2 separate regions of the Homo sapiens genome follow, and region 2 is linked to region 1. The links are chromatin loops, found by intact Hi-C in ENCODE. Cell type or tissue: B cell. All regions are shown on one strand. Links, peaks and the distances in the headings refer to the core of each region. The heading gives the core; the rest is flanking DNA.

Region 1 (7,033 bases), core at 1-4,000:
ATCGTACTTTGGGGGCTCCTAGCGATACAATCTCAGGATTCAGCTCCTCTCCTGTCCCATTTCCTCTGCTCGTCACAGCTTTCACAGAAGTAGCTTTGCTGGAAGTGTTAGAGCCGCAGGTTCCAACAATTAACTTGAAGGTCTTTCACCTTGGTAGTGGTTCCGGATTTACGGCTATCACAGGCTTATCCCTTGCTCTGGGTGGAATGACACAGCCCAGGAAAAGAACCTTTACCCACCCGCCATGGTGGGACGGACGACCATCCAGCTTTGGGCCACGCAAGTCGTGGGCGGAGCTCTGGGGAACACTTCCTGTTGCTTTGCTACCCTCGTCGAGTCTAGCAAAACAATCTCCACATGCAAACACTGGCTTTCCAAAGTAGAGAGCAGAGCTTGGAATCTTTTCTGGCTAAAGGCAGGCTGAGGGGGACGCGGGCTTCCTGGAAGTTCCCCGACTTTGCTGATGGGACTGTCCCCTGCTTGCTGCACAGCCACGGCGGGGCGGGAGCGGGGGCGGGGGCGGGGGGCAGGGGTGCGGCGGGCAGGGAGGTCCCCGCTATTGTGGAGGGAGGAGAGTGACTGATCGCAAGGCTCTGTGCTGGATGCGGCATCATCCCCCATGCAGGGTGGCCCTGGCTTCTACCGAAGGTGGCTGCTGAGAGCGCCCTGCAGGAAGGCCCCAGGGGCACCAGAGTCCCAGAGCAGCACCTCACTTCTCGGGAATACCCCTTCCAGAAACCCTGAGGCCAGCCCAGCACTCCCACCTGCTGGCCCAGCAGCTCTCAGCGGCTTTCCTCCCTTGGGACAGAGACTGCTTACACTGCCGGGCTCAAAAACCTGCCCCGTGCCCCGGCCAGCCTCATCCCCAGATGTCACCCTGTGATGACCTGGACTGCCCTCTCTGCAGTGGAATCTTCACTAGGACCCTCTGTCTCAGCGTTTCCTAATGAGCTCTTGCCCAGTCTTGCATCCTCCCCGCGCAGCCTCAGAGGGGCGGATCTTCCAGCAGAGCCAGCGGCTCCTGAGCTCAGCAGCCCCACCTGGGGTCCCTCCTCACTGGGAGGAAAGACCATGGTTGTGTGAATGGCCCCGCCGCCGCTCAGCCTTCAGCTCCTGTTCTCCAGCCTGGCTCCCAGAGGTCCAGGTCCACAGGCCTCCTGCACCCCCCTCCTCCCATGGGGGCTGAAAGCACTTCCTGTTTTCAGAACTAGCCCTGGGTTCGTAAAACGTTTTCTGATGTGAAATCCTTGAAACCAGAAGGGCTAGGCAGCAATTTTATGGGATCACTGAGAGATGAGTCCATCTAAAGTTGGCACAAACAGCTCCTAGCCCTACGGAGACTTTCTCAGGGGGTACAGGAGGGCTTGGCCAGGACCCAGCAGCTCGGTGGGCCTGGTGGCACCCACCCTAGCAAGTGAGATCTCAGGTGGCCTCACTCCACCCATCTGTCTGGGAGGGAGCCTGGGACTCTGAACCCCTAGCCACAATATCCTTCAAAGGCTGAGAGCTGGAGCCAGCTGCCCTTGGTGACGAAGTCAGGGGTCCAGGAACAAAACCGAGTGCTGATGGGAGGTGATAACTCAGCCTCAACTTCTTCCTCTCCATGGGAAGAAAGAACAAGGGAAAGGAGGGTTCCTTTTGTGAAGCCCAATATTCTTCATTTCATGTTCCTTTTAAAACATATTTAAAACTGTCGCCACCCTCACCCTCACCCTCATTTTCATGAAGGGCAGGTCTTGCTAAGCGTATCATGAGCTGATTAAGTTTGAGAGGACAGGAGCTGGGCACAGATTGCTCTGCAAAATAAAGGGGTGAAAAGTTGCAGGGGTGAACATGTGTGAAGGTCGGAGGCAGGAGTGAGCCGTGGGGTGACATGTAGGGGATGAGAATTCCCTCAGTCCCCCTCCCCATTGCAGTTTAGGGAGGATTTTCTGACACGGGCCTGTTGAGTAAGGAATGTAGGTTTCGGGTTGTCTGGTGTGTGCCTGGTGAACCATCTGTCTCCCCTGCACAATCTTCAGAAATGGCTACAGTGTGTCTGTGTGAGTGGACTGTCTCGGGAGCCTGTCGGCTGGCTGGGTGCCCCTGCAGGCTCACGGAGACGACACGGAAGAGCCGGGTGACACATGGACAGGTGGGACTTGGGCTATGCACAGAGGCAGGAGGGAATGAAAGTGGGGGGCTTAAGAGGCTTAGGGGTGCAGGCCTCTGCTTTCAGGAGCCGCTGCACTGTGGGTTCCTCTCCAGGGCTTGGTCCCCACGTGGGAGCTTCCGCAGCCCAGTATAAATGCAGAGCATGGGAGCTGTGGACCTTGACTTGAAGAGAAAGTGCAGGTCTTGAGAGAGGGGAACTGAAAAACCAAGAAGACAGCTGGTGAGAGAAGAGGAGAAAAGAGAAGACAAGGTGGCTGTCAGGGTGCAGCAGACAGCCAAGTTAAGAGTTAAGACAAAGATGAGGAACAGGGTGAGGTCAGAATCCAGGAGGGAGCTACTGAGGGCCAGGTCGGGGGTGACGGATCCAAGGAAGGACAGCAAGGCCTTGATAAGATGCAGTGGACCCAGAGGAGAGGTGAGGCCAGCTGGCTCTGTACTGCTGAGCCGCAGGATTTGGAGTTGCTGTCAACTTCGAGGCTGCTGTTAAACCAGGGGGCTGCCAAATATTTTCAAGCGGTGACCAGGCCAGGAGTCTGAAGACTAAGAAGCATGCATTCTGGATGAATTGAAAATCGGTAAGAAAATAGGAGGGGATCCTTTTTTCTTAGAGGATCAAGCTTGGAAAGTCCCTCCTTCTGACTGAGAAAAAAAAGGGATTTGGTTTATTGCAGCTCCCACACTAGCAGGCTGCTTTGCATCTTCCAGTTTTAGCCATTGCCGGGTTCTGCATCAGACACTTTCCTATAACATTACCATCTTATTCAGGTTTCCCCGTAGAATCATTCACTGAAAAACAGCCACTTAACATGGTCCTGCCTGCCTCCCAGGAGTGTCAAAAGAAAATGTGATCCCGTGGAAAAGGTCTCTGCTTTAAAAAAAAAAAAATTTCACTCAAGAACATATCCATGGATTTATTTAATCTCCTTAATATAAAGAAATTATGTTAAGATTATGTTAAGATTAGTCTCCTTAATATGCAGTCACAACAAATTACCTTGCAGAAGTCCAAGCTAGTCAAATTTACTCTCCCGGTGAATCCAGGAGCTCCCTCTTGTTCAAGAGTGAGAGAGACAATTGTCCTATCCTCCCTTAGCCTTGGCCGTGGGAGGCTGAGAGCCAAATGCTATGGTCAATCAGAGCGGCCCTTAGTTCTCACGTGATGTCATGTTCCTTGGTTCCTGTCCCCTGATTCTTGCTGGGTTTCATTCTTGTGTTACAGGTTTATGGTGGCGCTTTTTAAAACACCTCAGAGCAGAGTACGCAAGAGATAGTCTTTGTGGGTTGAGCGAGGAGTCCAGGGGGTGGGGGTTGCCATGTCAACAGTGAGTCACAGCTGGAGAGGCTCTGGAAGGGCAATGTTGGGACATATATATATCAGCATCCGGGTTTCTTGTGTAACAGGACAGGGTGCCGGGGTCAGACCAGGTTAGGAACCTAGAACTGGTTCCTGATAAGATAGAGGAAAACAAGGGACTCCACGCACAACACAGGGTGCCAGGGCTGAACAATATGGGGCGGAGGAAGACGGCTGGTCTTGTGCAGGGATCACTGAGGCTCTCCCAGGGAAGGGACTTCTCTTCTTCCCTTTCAATGGCAGGACCCAAAGCATCTGAGAAGGACCTCTGCCTGCCCTAGTAGCTGGGATTACAAGCATGCACCACCACGCCCAGCTAATCTTGTATTTTTAGTAGAGATGAGGTTTCTCCATGTTGGTCAGGCTGGTCTCCAACTCCTGACCTCAGGTGATCCACCCGACTTGGCCTCCCAAAGTGTTGGGATTACAGGCGTGAGCCACTGTGCCCGGCTAAACCTCTTTTCTTTGTAAGTTACTCAGTCTCAGGTTTACCTCTATCGTGACACAAATGGACTAGCACACCAGTCATAGATCAGCCCCGTGAGTGATATACAGGTGCAAAAAGGGAATTCATCAAATCTATAAGACTATGTTCCCCAAACTGTGCACCTGGGGTATTTCAGCAAACTCACAGGCCACTGTGGGATCTTTAAGATTTCCCAGTGATACACGAAGGCAGCTGTTGGACACCACCCAGCCTACTATTACTGAGTTGTTTGGACCTACCTAATTAGTAAATAGAACTGCCAGGAATTTATTTTGGGTGGCGGGCACCATAAATGAACTACGGAACCACTCAGGGAAGCCCAAATGGAGAAAGGTTGAGAATCTCTGCTCTAAGAGCAAAGGCCGGAGGACCGGCAGATGCTGAAGCAGTGTGAGGGTGCACACGTGTGAGAGGCAAGCGAGGGCGACTGAGACAAATCCAGGCTGAGTGAGGAGGCAGGAGTGGGCTTCTGCGTGTCTGTGTCCAAATGTCCCCTTTTGGGGAACACTTCTGCACTGCTGGTGGGAGTGCGAATTAGTTCAGCCATGTGGAAAGCAGTCTGGTGACTCCTCAAAGAACTTAAACAGGATTACCATTCGACCCAGCAATCCCATTACAGCGTATGTACCCAAAGGAATAGAAATCATTCTACCGCAAAGACACATGCAGACGAATGTTCATGGCAGCACCGTTACAATAGCAAAGACATAGAATCAACCTAAATGGCCATCAATGGTAGACTGGATAAAAAAGCGTGGTACATATACACTATGGAATACTATGCAACCATCAAAAAGAATGAGATCATGTCCTTTGCAGGAACATGGATGGAACTGGAGGCCATAATCCTAAGCAAACTAATCTAGTAACAGAAAACCAAATACCACATGTTCTCAATTATTAGTGGGAGCTAAACATTAAACACACATGGCCACAAAGAAGAGAACAAGAGACACCTGAGCCTACTCAAGGGTAGAGGGTGGGAGGAAGGAGAGGAGCAAAAAGCTATCCATTGGCTACTACGCTTATTACCCGAGTGATGAAATAATGTGTGCACTAAACTCCCATGACACAATCTACCCATGTAACAAACCTGCACATGGACCCCTGAACCTAAAATAGAAGTTAAACAAACAAACAAACAAACAAACAAACAAATTTTCCTGTTTTATAAGGATACCAGTCATATTGGATTAGGGCCCACCCTACTGGAAAACAACCTCGTCTTTAATTACATCTGCAAAGACCCTATTTCCAACTAAGGTCACATTCAGAGGTTCTGAGGTTAGGATTTGAACATATACATTTGAGGGGTGTGATGGTTAATACTGAGTGTCAACTTGATTGGGTTGAAGGATGCAAAGTACTGATCCTGGGTGTGTCTGTGAGGTGTTGCCAAAGGAGATTAACATTTGAGTCAGTGGCTTGGAAAGGCAGATCCACCTTCAGTCTAGGTGGGCACCATCTAATCAGCTGTCAGCAAAGCTAGAATATAAAGCAGGCTGAAAAATGTGAAAAGAGAGACTGGTTTAGCCTCCCAGCCTACAGCTTTCTCCTGTGCTGGATGCTTCCTGCCCTCGAACATTGGACTCCAAGTTCTTCAGGTTTTGGGACTCACACTGGCTCCCCTTGCTCCTCAGGCTGCAGATTGCTTATTGTGGACCTTGTGATCCTGTAAATTCATACTTAGTAAACTTCCATATATATGTATATATTTATTTTTTTATATTCCATTAGTTCTGTCCCTCTAGAGAACTCTGACTAATACAGGGAGCCTAGTTCAACCCATAACAGGTACGTAGTGACTGAAAGTAGTACAGCAAGAAAATCAGCCCAGGCCCCACCTCCTGCAGCGCTGCCCCGCCCCATCCCTGTCCCTGTCCACGCTTGAGGAGCCGGTGCCTGTCCCCGATGCCCAGGATGTGCTTAGTCCATCTTCCACCAGGGTCCTCAGGAGCCTGAGAGTGTGGTGAAAAGGGCAGCCTGGTCACTGTATTGATTTCTATTGAGGGCTGGAAAAAAACTCCAAAAGTGCAAAGGGGAGGGAGTTTCCCTACATATGCTTAAAGCCATAACTTGGCAATTCCAGAGACCTTTGCAAAGAGAAATCCCTCTTTCCAGGCGCATCACTGGAGAGGAAGGCCCTGCGGGGTGAAGGCCCAGGAAGCTGGTGGTTACCCAGCTTAGGCAGCACTGAGGTGAGGGAGTCCAGGCAGAGGTGGTCAGAAGTCATGGTGAATTCATGACTGACACTCCCTGATGCCCCCGACGAAGGCAGAAGCCTCTGGCTCCAGAATGCTTTTGGGTCTATCATCCCCCCAAATTCTCAAGAGAGCCTGTCCTGCAGATGAGGAAACTGGGCCATGGGGAGATGCTGGAGGCCTTGTGGGGGCCCCAGCCCAGGGCTGGGAATCGGGTCTCCACTGCTGTCTCTGACCTGCACCTGACACTGCATCCCAGGGTGTTGAGATTGGAGGACAAGCACACACATTCCCTGCTGAGTTTGGAAGTTTGACTGAGACTGCCAGGATCACGTAAGCACCCCTGGGAAGGATGGAAATGGCTGTGCCGGACATGGTGGTTCCCGCTGAAGTCTAAGGCAAGCTGCGTCTCCCACACGGGCATAGCCACTATTGCTGGCTTGCAACCAGTCCGAGAGCTCTGCCGGGTCCTGGGCACCAGGGGCCACTCTGCTGTGTCCCTTTGCTCCAGTCCCAATGTCACTCGCATGGTGCAGGGTCATGGCTGACCAAGCACTGGCACTGAATGCGACCTTATCTCCCCGGGCTCACCTCCTTTCTTTTTAAGACCGCTTGTTTTTCACCCACTCAAAGATATATATTGAGCACTAAGTCCTTGAGATACATATCGAGTCAGGCAGACAAAGATCTCTGGGGGAGCTTGCATTCTAGGGCAGGGGCTAAACCTAAATAAAGCTCACATACATCCTGGCCAGACGCAGGGACTCACACCTGTAATCCCAATGCATTGGGAGGCCGAGGCAGGAGGATCACTTGAGCCCGGAAGTTTAAGGCTGC
Region 2 (12,824 bases), core at 3,925-7,924, 130 kb after region 1:
CTACTGCTGTCTCCTCAAACCCTGGAAATGGGAAGCCAATTGTCAGTAATCTTGGAATTTCATAAATGAAAAGATAAAATGTCGCACGGAGAGTCAGGAGGTCTGAGCAAACCCCGAAGGGGTCTGTTCTCACAGAATCTTTACATATTATTAATTCCAGGCAATTTAGGTTTACTCTATCATCTTCGGAACAATTTGCATAAAACCAGTCATATACATCTTTCATTTCCAGTCACATACAGATAAAGCATTTTGAAAATGTATTTAGGAACGGAAGTTTTCATGCGTCTGCAATTATCTATGATACAGAGGACAAAAGGTTCATGAGCCAGCCCTGGCTCTGCAGACAGTGAGAAGCTCCATGCCTGATTTCAAAGGGGCAACAGCTCACTGATCCTCAATCCCCACATCTTGAAAATGGGGGGAATAAGGCCAGGCACGGTGGCTCATGCCACAATCCCAACACTTTGAGAGGCTGATGTGAATGGATCACTTGAGCTCAGGAGTTTGAGACCAGCCTGGCCAACATAGTGAAACCTCATCTCTACCAAAACTACAAAACTTAGCCAGGCGTTGTGGCATGTGCCTGTGGTCCCAGCTACTTGGGAGGCTGAGGTGCGAGAATCACTTGAACCCGGGAGCTAGAGGTTGCAGTGAGCTGAGATTACACTGCTGCACTCCAGCCTGGGAAATAGAGTGAGACTCTCTCTCAAAAAAATAAAAAAGTAAAAAGAAAAAGAAAATGGGGAGAATATGACCTTACAAAGTATGCCTCACAGGGGAGTCCTGAGCACTGAGTGACCCACATCTTATCTTGTATCTTCTCAGCCTAGGGCCTAATAGGCTCTCAGTAATTGTGATTCTGTCTCCTTGGAGGGGCCAAGGGCTGTAAACTTCCTCTTGCCCTCCCCACCCCACCCCCATCTGCTCATAAACTTGAGCTGGAACAAATGTTCTTCCACGATGGGAAGATTATCCTCATGGGACAGTGGGGGCCTATTGCTCCAGCAATCACTTCTGTTCCCTTCCACACATAGCTCTGGTTCCAAGCCTAACGCTGAGCAAGGTGAGGCCAGGGCGTGGTACCCAGGTACAGGGCCAGGAGAGCTGGTCTCCTTCTGCAGTTCTTTTTTTTTTTTTTTTTTTTTTTTTAATTATACTTTAAGTTTTAGGGTACATGTGCACATTGTGCAGGTTAGTTACATATGTATACATGTGCCATGCTGGTGCGCTGCGCCCACTAACTCGTCATCTAGCATTAGGTATATCTCCCAAGGCTATCCCTCCCCCCTCCCCCCACCCCACCACAGTCCCCAGAGTGTGATATTCCCCTTCCTGTGTCCATGTGATCTCATTGTTCAATTCCCACCTATGAGTGAGAATATGCGGTGTTTGGTTTGTTGTTCTTGTGATAGTTTACTGAGAATGATGATTTCCAATTTCATCCATGTCCCTACAAAGGACATGAACTCATCATTTTTTATGGCTGCATAGTATTCCATGGTGTATAGGTGCCACATTTTCTTAATCCAGTCTATCATTGTTGGACATTTGGGTTGGTTCCAAGTCTTTGCTATTGTGAATAATGCCGCAATAAACATACAAACCCATGTGGACTCCAGGAGCCCTGCACACACCCCTAGCGTCTACTCCCGCCTGCCTTTGGCAATGCCTCCAGGTGGAAATTCCCCTGCCTGCCTCCCTCCTCCTGCATACAGACATATTTCCTTTGGGTAGGCCCCAAGTACAAATATTTGGTGAACATCCAATTCTGTCTTTCCCCATGTGGGGAGGCTCTGGTGATGGCAAGAGCAGGGTTCCACAATTCCTCTGGGGCTCACCACCACTGGGAAGGGCTGGCTCTCCCCAGGGCATGCCTTCAGGCTGCCCATATTCCCATGCTGGGTGTCTCCTCGGAGGTGTCCCCTGCAGAGCCAGGAAAACAGGCCACGTCCCAGCCTGGCGGAGGGCACCACCCCCTGCCTGCATTCCAGGGCCGTCTGCAGGCTCCATCTTCACGCAAACGTATGAATTTAATAAATGTGTTTTCTTTTAATCCCACCTTAGTAAAAACTCCTAAACACACACCACAATCTACATGATTCAAATTCTGTTAACATTTTAAACTATAAAACGAAAATAAAACAAAAAGTTAATGCTATTGCCTGTCTTACAGGAAGGTTCCAAGAATCATGCTGTTTACCTTCAATTTAAAAAATGCTTGGAAATATAATTGTGTGAATGCTGGTCTGTTTCCACCACGTGGTTCTCACTGTCTCCAAGAACAGCCCAAGACTCATGTGTCAGCCCTTTAATGACTGATTTTCAGAATCTCATCCTGTTATTTGATTTCCTTAAATCCATGGATTAGCCTTACCTTGGCAAGTGTGGCATAAGCTAGGCCAAGTATTCCATTCCATTTAATCCCAGGCAAAAAGAAATTCTCTGATTCAAAAATAGTGGCAATGTTGACAAGAAAAGAAGTATTGAAGCCTTTGGGGATGGTGACGAGGTCTTCCCCAACGAAGCCCGTCCAGCTTCCTTGTGTGTACTTCACTGTGACGTCAAAGCCCTTGGAGCGGTATGTGCTAGACCTGGAGAAAGAAAAGAAAAGCATATTGTATTCATTTTATTTTATTTTATTTTTATTTATTTATTTTTGAGACGGAGTCTTGCTCTGTCACCCAGGCTGGAGTGCAGTGGCGGGATCTTGGCTCACTGCAACCTCCGCCTCCCGGGTTCAAGCGATTCTCCTGCCTCAGCCTCCTGAGTAGCTGGGAATACAGGCACACATCACCACGCCCAGCTAATTTTTGTAATTTTAGTAGAGACGGGGTTTCACCATGTTGGCCAGGATGGTCTCGATCTCTTGACCTTGTGATCTGCCTGCCTCGGCCTCCCAAAGTGCTAGGATTACAGGCGTGAGCCACTGCGCCCGGCTAAGCCCCTTGCATTCTCTTATGTATCCATGTTCCCGAACCATGAAGATAAGGTTGCCGTGTCCAAGGCAGCTATCCTAAACACAGAAAGTCTACTGTAAGCCTGTAAGCCATTCTTTATCATGAACAGCATCAATGTTAACAAAGTGACAGCTTCCCCCAAAAACATAATCGCTAATGTTTTGGTAACAGTGTTTTCCATGTCATGTGGAAGGGACGCACTGGTGTAAACATGTGGCTGGAGTTTAATTTTTCACTATACCCAAGTTAAACCCTATAAGTCAGGTGCTTTGTTTGGCCACCGTAGGACACGACCCTTTGAAGGACACAACCCAATCTGGCACCTGCCTGGCCCTCCGGCTTTGCAGGGCTGCTGTGCTGCTGCTGTGTGACACGGGTAGGTGCCGGCATCCCAGAGGGAGGCTCCACCAGCCTGTGCCCGCAGCAGCTGGAGTTCAGGTTCACACATACAACTCATGTGACAAATAATGACCAAGCCCTACCTGCTGAAGCCCAGGTCCTTCATGTCACAGGTCCTTCTCAAGGTTCTCCCCCAATGCCCCAAAGGTGATTATACTCTCACCAAAATATGGGCAGTGACGCTAATGGCATGCCAGAACATGAATCACTGTGACATGACCGAGAGCCTGACACTCACGTGGCCCTGGAGGTAAGAGCTACTGACGCAGAACGACATTCACAAGATCAGACGAAAGTCCTGCCCCCTCAGTTTATGCTGCAGTGAGGAGAGATAATGAATGCGGGAATGGTGGTTACGGGACGAGAGCCACCCAGGGAACAAAGCAGGCAAGGGGACCTCAAGTGACCCAGTGGTTGGAGAGAACTCTTGGATCCAACCATGTTTGCATGAGACCTGAATGAAGACAGTGAGACCTGGGGCTCTCTAGGGGTAGAGCACTGTGGAGAGAGGACAGCAGGTGTCATGGCCCTGGGGAGTCCCACCCTATAAGGTCATTCCTATGCCCATTTGAGTTTGAAAACTGCTGGAATATAGGAAGGAACCTAAGAAACATCTCTAGGCAAATGTCTATGAACTCAAACCATGCTCCTCCTAAGAAAATAATCACAATTCTAAGCTAAATATCAAATCACCCAGTAGATCATACTAAAGCGATCCTGCTCACCTGCAGGCTTGATTTCACTCTGTTTTAATAATCAGTCTGTGAACATTAACACGTGTTAATAAGTCTTTGTTGTGGGATTACATGAACTAGTGCAGTCTTGCTTAAGGTCAGTAAAGAAGTTTGGAGATGACATGATCATTTGTTCATTCATTCATTCATTCATTCATTTATTATTTCTTTTAAAGAAAAGGTCTTGCTCTGTCATCCAGGCTGGAGTGCCATAGCGCAATCATGGCTCACAGTAGCTTGAACTCCTGGGCTCAGGAGATCCTCCCACCTCTGCCTACTGAGTAACTGGGACTACAGGTGCACACCATCAAGCCCAACTAATATTTTTCTTTCTTTTTTTGCCGAGACAGGGTCTCATTATATTGCCCGAGCTAGTCTCAAACTCCTGGGCTCAAGTAATCCTCCTACCTTAGCCTCCCAAAATGCTGGGATTACAGGCATGAGCCACCCTATCTGGCCTTTTATTCATTAACTCATTCTTGGTATATCTCATAAGCATCAAAAATGTTAACTATCTTTAATTCAGTAACTGCACTTCTGAGAATCTGACCCTAAGGAGACACCAGGAAGCAGACAGAGGTTCATGTGCCAGGATGGTCGTGATGTTTTATGTATAACAGCAAACAGCTGGAAACCATCCAAATGCTCAGTAACAAGGAAACAGTTCAGTAAATTACAGCATATCCATATGATGCGCTATTATGTGCCAAGGGAAAAATGTTTCTTTTTCTAAGAAATTTTAAATGATGCAGAGAAAAAGTTAAAAGAAAAATACGTCAATGAGACAGACTCTCCTTCAAAACTATTTATTACACTCAAATATTAACAGTGGCCAGCTGGGGTGGCAGGATTGGAGGTGGGAGGACTCCTATTCTTGTGGTTAGGTCCCTCCATGTTTGCATGCATTATTTTTATAATCAGGAGAAATATGTTATTTTACGAAGGTCTGGCAAACGGATTTGGGGGAAACAGCTGATTCTAACTTCATAATGGGGTACAGAATATAAAGATGGTTGGCTTTTAATATTTGCCTACTATCTTGGTTCACTCCACCGTGATCATAAAGTAAGAGAGGCATTCAGTGAATGTTTTCTGTGCGCAGATCTCCCGACAATGGGCAGGTACAAAAACAGAAAAGTGACCACAGAGGGTCCTTAGAGCACTAAGGGATCCACCAGAAATTACCCAGGTAACATGCAGTCAGGTCTTTGAAATGGGGTATTTGAAGATTGGCGGAATGCCAAGTGTTAGTGCCAATATAAATTCAGATGTGCCTGCCACATGGGAGGAGATGAACACGCTTATGTTGAATAGCAATAAAAATACTGAATTATTCAGTCCATTTTGACAATTTGGGTTCATTCCTCAAGTTCAGAAATATACAAAGACTAATTATCTTGAAATGCTTGGAGAATAGGATCTAGAACAGAGGTTGGCAATTTCTTTCCATAAAGAAACAAATAATAGACGTTTTAGGTTTGTAGGCCATGGGATCTCTGTGATAACTACTCAGCTCTCAAACGTAATGTGGAAGCAGCCACAGACAATGTGTAAGTAAACTTGCATAGCTGCATGGCTGTGTTCTGATAGAACTTTATTTACTAAAACAGGCAGCAGGTCAGATTTGGCTCATGGGCTAGAGTTTGCCAACTCCTGGTGTATTAGTCTGTTTTTACACTGTGATAAAGGCATACCTAAGACTGGGTAATTTATAAAGAGAAAGAAGTTTAATGGGCTCACAATTCTACGTGGCTGGGGAGGCCTCACAATCATGGTGGAAGGTGAAAGGCATGTCTTACATGGGGAAGGGAAGAGAGAAATGAAAGCCAGTGAAAGGGATTTCCCCTTATAAAACCATCAGATCTCGTAAAACTTATTCACTGCCACGAAGACAGTGTATGGGGAAAAACCGCCCCCTTGATTCAATTATCTCCCACTGGGTCCCTCCCACAATACATGGTAATTATGGGAGCTACAATTCAAGATGAGATTTGAGTGGGGTCACAGCCAAACCATACTACCTGGTCTGGTAGAGTAATCGTTTGTTGTTGCTGAGATGGAGTCTCGCTATGTCACCAAGGCTGGAGTGCAATGCTGCCATCTCAGCTCACTGCAACCTCCGCCTCCTGGGTTCAAGCGATTCTGCTGCCTCAGCCTCCCTAATAGCTGGGATTACAGGCGCATGCCACCATGCCCAGCTAATTTTTGTATTTTTAGTAGAGATGGGGTTTCACTATGTTGGTCAGGCTGGTCTCAAACTCCTGAACTCAGGTGATCCACCTGCTTCAGCCTCCCAAAGTGCTGGGATTACAGGCGTGAGCCACCTTGCCCAGCCCTGGTAGAGTAATTGTATCTTTCCTAAACAGTCTAAAATGCTATGACTTCCTTTTGAAAAGTTTAGTTTCACTCTGTCCAGGCTATAGAAAACTCTGTAGAATTTGTAGTGTTAGTAAGAACCTGAACCAGCCTGCATATCTATTTAGCATGTCTTCTCTAGTTTCCTGCTCAGGTTGCTGGTCTCCTTACAGAGGGAGCACTCTGGATATTTTGGTGTCATTTCCAGAGACAGCAGAGGCAGCTGGAGTTATACTGCCTGGGTTCAAATATGAGTTCAATCCCTTATTAGCTGTGTGACCCAGGGCCAAGTTATTTATTTCTCTATGCCTCGGTTTCCTCAACTAAAAAATGGTGATAATATAATACCATCCCTCGTGAAGTTAATTATGCAGATTAAAAGAGTTAATATTGTAAAGCATGTAGAACAAAAGCTTGGAACACAGGAGATATGCCACAAAATAGCTGCTATTATTATAATTAATCATTTGCTGCCTTTTTTCAGGCTATGAGTTATTATTAGAAAATTCAAGTCTGGTAATCCCAGCACTTTGGGAGGCGAGGCAGGTGGATCATGAGGTCAGGAGATCGAGACTATCCTGGCTAACACGGTGAAACCCCGTCTCTACTGAAAATACAAAAAATTAGCCAAGTGTGGTGGCGGGCGCCTGTAGTCCCAGCTACTCGGGAGGCTGAGGCAGGAGAATGGCATGAACCCGGGAGGTGGAGCTTGCAGTGAGCCGATATCGTGCCACTGCACTCCAGCCTGGGCAACAGAGCGAGACTCTGTCTCAAAAAAAAAAAAAAAAAATTCAAGTCTGTTAGGCCATGTTTGCATTGCTATAAAGGAATACCCAAGGGTGAATAATTCATAAGGAAAAGAGGTATGATTTTGGCTCATGGTTCTGTAGGCTGTGCATGAAGCATGTTGCTGGCATCTGCTTCTGGTGAGGCCTCAGGAAGCTTCCACTCAAGGTGGAGGGCGAAGGGGGACACAGTACATTACATGGTGAGAGCTGGGGCAAGAGAGAGAGGAGGAGGTGCCTGGCTCCTTTAAACAACCAGCTCTCATGTGAACTAACGGAGCAAGAACTCACTCATCACCTTGATGAGAGCAACAAGCCATTCATGAGGGATCTGTCCCCATGACCCAAATGCCTCCACTGAGGCCCCAGGTCCAACACTGGGAATCACATTTCAACATGAGATTTGCACCCAAAGCATATCATCAGGATGTTTTTGTTTGTTTGTTTGTTTTCTGGAAAATGCTCCTATAGAGCTACTCTTACTGAATCTAAAGCTGTCTCATTCTAAAGTCCAACCACCCCATGAAAGGAGCAAGTGTGTGTGGGGTGTCTCAGCTAAGGAGGTCAAGGCGAGGTGGTGACGCTTCAAGCTCTTGTGCAACCGGTGTCTAAACGGCAGAGTTCCTCTCTGCCCTGCACCAGCGCTGTCCAACAGAACCTCCTGTGACGACAGAAATATCCTGCCCAATACGCTGGCCGCTTGTGACTAATGAACACTTGAAATGCGATTATAGTGCAACTGAAAGACCGAACTTCTATTTAACATTCATTTAAATTTAAATAGCCACATGTGACTTGTGGCTAGCCTTGTAGAAAGCACAGTCCTAGATAATGTTAAAAAAAAAAAAAAAAAGGTAATTCTCAGTTCATATTCATATTCTCTGGGTTCCTTGAACTAAACCTCTGAGTAAAACCCCAGAGAAGAATCATTCATAAGTGACTCTAGGGGTTATTATTAGCGTAGAGTTTCCAGCACTTTAAATGAAAAACATGCCTTCATCTTCATTTTCTAACGTCCCACCTCTTGCGACTAAAATGCTTTGGCTCTCAATTGCTCTGCACAATAATTAAATACATGGAGCAAGAAACCTGGATGGGCTTCTCCTTGGCAATGTCCATTCTGGGTGCTCAGAAACAGCAATCAATCAGGGATGTGGGTGGCCAGGAAAAAGCCTGCTCACAGTAATAAAAACACTTTGAACCAAATTCAGAAGATGTTCTGCCTCTGATAAGAGTGCTCAGGGAATGCAGGATTAAAAAGTGAAATCAATTGAACTGAGGGGAAAAGAGCTACAGAACGTTTTATTATTTCAAAAGAAACCTGCTGTTGGTTGCAGAGAACACGAAAAGAGAAGGTGGATGTGCAGAATTCTAGAGTTCAATCCTTGGGTCAGCTCTGGTTCTCCTAAGCCATTCGACCCAGGGAATGCTGAGTCTCCTAAAGAATTCTGCTCAGGACTTCCCTGGGGCTCTCAGGGTCTGAAATCTACCCGTGGGCTTACTGTCCTGGCCCAGGTGACCGGATGCCCCTCTTAATCTTCTGTGATTCTCGAAGTCACCAGACCTGAATGCATGAGACCCCCTGAGGTTCAGGGTCAGCTCAGCCTGCCCAGCCTGGCGGTTCATCAACATCCTCAATAACGTTAAATGCTCACAGGCTCCAAAACAGCAAGTCCCCTTCTACTAGGCAAATGATGGACATGCTTGAGAAATGATCTCAATAATCAGGTAAAAATATCTGTCCTCATTGAATGGAAAGCCATTTGATCTGTATCCAGTTTAGCCTCCTTAAAGAAGTCCCTTACAAACATTAGTTGAGGAAAATAAATTGGTCTCTTGCTCTGTGAGCTTCAACCCGGATATAGTACAGAAGTAAGGAGACATTTTAATGGAAATATACTTAATCTCCTGAATAGATTCGTGGAGGGTCAAGGGATGAGTATACTGGATCTCTCTTCAAGCCAACTAGCTGGAGGTGAGATTTTATTGGCTAAAAAAGATGTACATTTAAAAAATACATGATCTTTTCTTTTCTTTTTTTCTTTTTTTGCTCTATAGTAACTCATTGGAACATTCACCACCATGAAAAGATGGATTCTGATAAAGACGAGCTCACAAATGACTAATGGTAGCCTGACATCTCATTCCATAAATCAAAGAGATCTTGTCAAAGAACCCCACGCCAAATCTCCAATTACTGTAACATGTTTCAGGAAGCATTAGACCTGAATATCCAAAGACTGAGGACGTGAATCAGAGGCGGACAAACCCAACCAGAACCTTATTATAACTAAGAGAGATCAGAAGCACAAGCAAATACAGACACATCACAGGGCAGAGAGCTGCAGCTCAGAAAAGAAACCTTTGTCAAAAATTGAGAAGGCAAAAGGACAGTCTCTTGGCTCCCATCAAATACAATGGTTGAAAGTATAACTTAGGCCAGCTCTAAAGTTACACGAAAGCATTAGACAAATTAATTATACATAATTGACATTGAAAGAAAATATTCATATCTTTCAATCATAAAGCATATCAACCATAATAAAGCATGTAAAAAGCAGATAAAAGGAAACAAGTTAATATCAATCTAAGAATTTAATCTGCAAAGCAAGCATGGTAGCAGGGATGCAGCTGAAGGAATAGAACTCGCCTCAAACGCAGAAGTGGGATGCGTCACATCTGATTCAGCCAAGAAGAAACCTTACAGTTCTGTTGAAGAATGGTCTCTTGAAAAGAAAGGCGGTACCAGGGTAGACACCCAAAAGGTGCGTGATGTGTTATATGTAATAAGTCAGTCTCTGCAGTACTCGCAAATAAGGAAGGTACACTGAATTTGAATGGTGGAAGTGGCAATGGGGTGAAACCAACCATTGAGGGGCTTTCCCCAGACACTGGTGTGTTCTTTCTCTTTTTATTTACCCACAAAAGAAGAAACAGATCAGAACCTTGAGTGGTCAGAATGGTGGCAAGAAATCCTGAATTATCTTGTGAGATTAGCAGGAGGGAAGGCTTAGTCATCAAATGAGTTCTGGATGATCCCAGTTTTCATATTCATCAAATGCATATGGACTAGAGAAGCCCAAAGGATGGAAAACAGGAACCATCTGCCACTTGAATGCAAAACAGGGCTAGCAGGTAAGTAAGAGAGATGTGTCCCACGGTAGCCTGAAAGAGAACCACAGCTCAACCAAACACTGAACACAGTTGAAGGGAGCTGAGAAAGATGCGGTGGGTTGTCTACGGTTGATGAAATATTGCACATAGTCTTGATAATGCAGAGTATTATTTACCCTTGAAGGTTTCAACAATTGCCTCTGCATAGCGAAAGGATGTGTGGATTGAGAAGCATACTTTGACCTTGATGGACTCTGGCGATGAGCGGCTGCCACAGAACTGCTATTTATCTGCCATGAAAAAAGTAGCCATCCACAGGGCTTGACTTGCATGGTTCCCTTTAAATCTGGAAAGTCACCATCCACATCACCCTAACCTTGACTTTACTGTGCTTTACTGCTTCTTTCTGTTGTATCTTGCATCTACAGATGATGAGAGAAAAACCTATTCTAAGTGGGAAAGAATTGCTAAACGAGGAAATGCAAGCTCCACGTGTGTTGGTTCTGCCCCTGTGTGCTGAGCCCCAGTGAGGGGGAAACGTGGAAAACGTGTCGTACAGACTAGAGCCCAGCAGTGGAAACAACACAGGGCTGGGACTATCAGGGACTATTCAGATAAGCGGTTCTCAATGGGGAAGGTCCTGTCCCCTAGGGGAAGTTTTGGAAACTTTGGGGGTGTGTTTGATAAGCATGCTGGTTATCCTGGAATGTGAAGGGCAGTCATGCAAAATGAAGTATTGTTCCCATCCCACACCACTTTCCAAAGTCGCTCTGGGCATCAACATGGGTGAAATCTGCTGGATCATATGAGCACAGAATGCACCTCCCATTCACATATGCATACCATCTTTTCTACACAGGTTTAGTATACATTGCATATTCGCTACTATGGAAATCCAGGGAAGCTGATTCTCTTTCTGTTTTTCTTGGAACTTTCCTAAGATTCTTGTCCATTCTGGAAAATCACATCAGCAACTGATAGAGTTTGGATATCTGTCCCCTCCAATTCTCATGTTGAAATTTGATCCCCAGTGTAGGAAGTGGGGCCTGGTGGAAAGTGTTTGCGTAGTGAGGTCGGATCTCTCAAGAATGGCTTTGTGCCTTGCCCATAATAATGACTGAGATCTCACTCTGTTAGCTCCAGGGAGGGCTGATCGATTGTTGAAAAAAAGTCTGGCACGTCCTTCCCCTACCCTTGCTTCCTCTCTCCCATGTGATCTCTGCACACTGGCTCTGCTTCACCTTCCACCATGACTGGAAGCAGCCTGAGAGCCTGGCACCATGCTTCTTGTACAGCCTGCAGAACCATGAGCCAAATAAACCTCTTTTCTTTATAAACTCCCCAGCCTTGGGTATTCTCTTATAGCAGCACAACAGTCTAAGACAGCAAGCTGAGCTGCTTGGGGTGTGTGAGTGTAAGTCAGCTTGCCTTGATCAGTCTACACTGGGTGTACATGTCCATGGTGATGTTAACTCACCTCCAGCATCTGCCTACTGCGTGGTCTACCAGCACCACGGAGCCAGAGTGTTCACGTACTGAGGTACTGATTAGCCGGTTATACATTACTTCCCTTGTATTCCCCCCATATGACGTCAGGGCACTTTGAGCTGTGTATGTAGATAAGTCATATGACCTTTGCATTTACTTCAGGGAATGACAAAGCACTTGTTATAAAAAGCAGGTGTTGGCTGAAGGTTTGGGGACTGCTGGCCTCAAAGCTTGAACTTGGGCAAGTCCCCTGTCTCTCTGAACTCCTGTGCCGCAGGAATCAAAATGAGGGGTTTGGACCAACTCCAAGTCCTGTTCCATGATGAGCAGTCCAGAGTGAACAGTTGGAGGTGAGGGCTGTTTGGGGACTGAGGACTTGGATGAATCACAGATCTGAGTGGGACGGGGCAGCATAAGCCATCGTAAACCAAACCTCTGCTGCACACACAGAGAGAAACACCACCACGACTTCTACACACGTTTGTGGTTATAGCAACAGCTGGGCACATAGTGATCATAGGCAGGAGTTGTATCCGGGAATATCAATGAAGAAAGCTTACCAACACATGAAGCCATAAACCAAGCTATAGGTTCCTTGAGGGAGGGGCCAGCCATATTTTTCTGAAGCCTCATAGAGCACTGGCCACCACAGCCCTCTCCCCAGCAAGCACCTGCAGCCATACGTGCAGGAGGCCCCATCATTTATGGCACCAAAGTGGAGCCCAGGATGTGGTGTAGGTAGCATAGATATACAGGGTTTCCTCTATGCTTTCTTTCATACACAGCAAATCATCTGGCTTTATTAAATTGCCTGGCATTTTCAGAAGACTTCAGTTATTCTTTCCCCCTCCTTTTGTCCCCAACTAGAGCTGGCCTTTATTTCCCGGAACAAAACACTGAGGATAAGGAAAGCGAGAAAGGGAAGTCAGGAAAAGAATTTACAGTAGGGAAACCTAATGTGACAGTTCCGAGCCTCTAGAAGGTTCATG

What was found. Hi-C counts contacts between places; a loop is a spot of excess contacts. Peaks named below come from ENCODE experiments on the same cell type or tissue, not always from the same donor. Only the 100,000 strongest peaks of a DNase experiment are listed, where the experiment ranks them.
Region 2: it touches region 1 in a loop (9-fold over the local background); 1 of 110 quality-filtered maps calls a loop at or near these places.

Annotation. Positions count from the first base shown.
Region 1 is chr21:41,363,324-41,370,356 of GRCh38, reverse strand. The region is part of intron 1 of MX2 (MX dynamin like GTPase 2); the gene reads right to left. Among named protein-coding and RNA genes, the nearest start is that of MX2, 4.8 kb to the right of the region's middle. RefSeq lists enhancers at 33-242, 176-320, 195-881, 1,113-1,172, 882-1,570 and 3 more, a cis regulatory region at 248 and silencers at 1,433-1,482, 5,747-5,796. In B cell, for the core only: no CTCF peak of the experiment used is centred there; DNase peaks (open chromatin) are centred at 316, 776, 1,156, 2,316 and 1 weaker place; H3K4me3 peaks cover 3,486 bases; H3K27ac peaks cover 3,877 bases.
Region 2 is chr21:41,227,283-41,240,106 of GRCh38, reverse strand. It overlaps BACE2 (beta-secretase 2), which reads right to left. Exons shown (of 9, transcript NM_012105.5): 3 at 2,378-2,594. Among named protein-coding and RNA genes, the nearest start is that of PLAC4, 48 kb to the right of the region's middle. In B cell, for the core only: no CTCF peak of the experiment used is centred there; DNase peaks (open chromatin) are centred at 5,936 and 7,886; H3K4me3 peaks cover 1,283 bases; H3K27ac peaks cover 1,714 bases.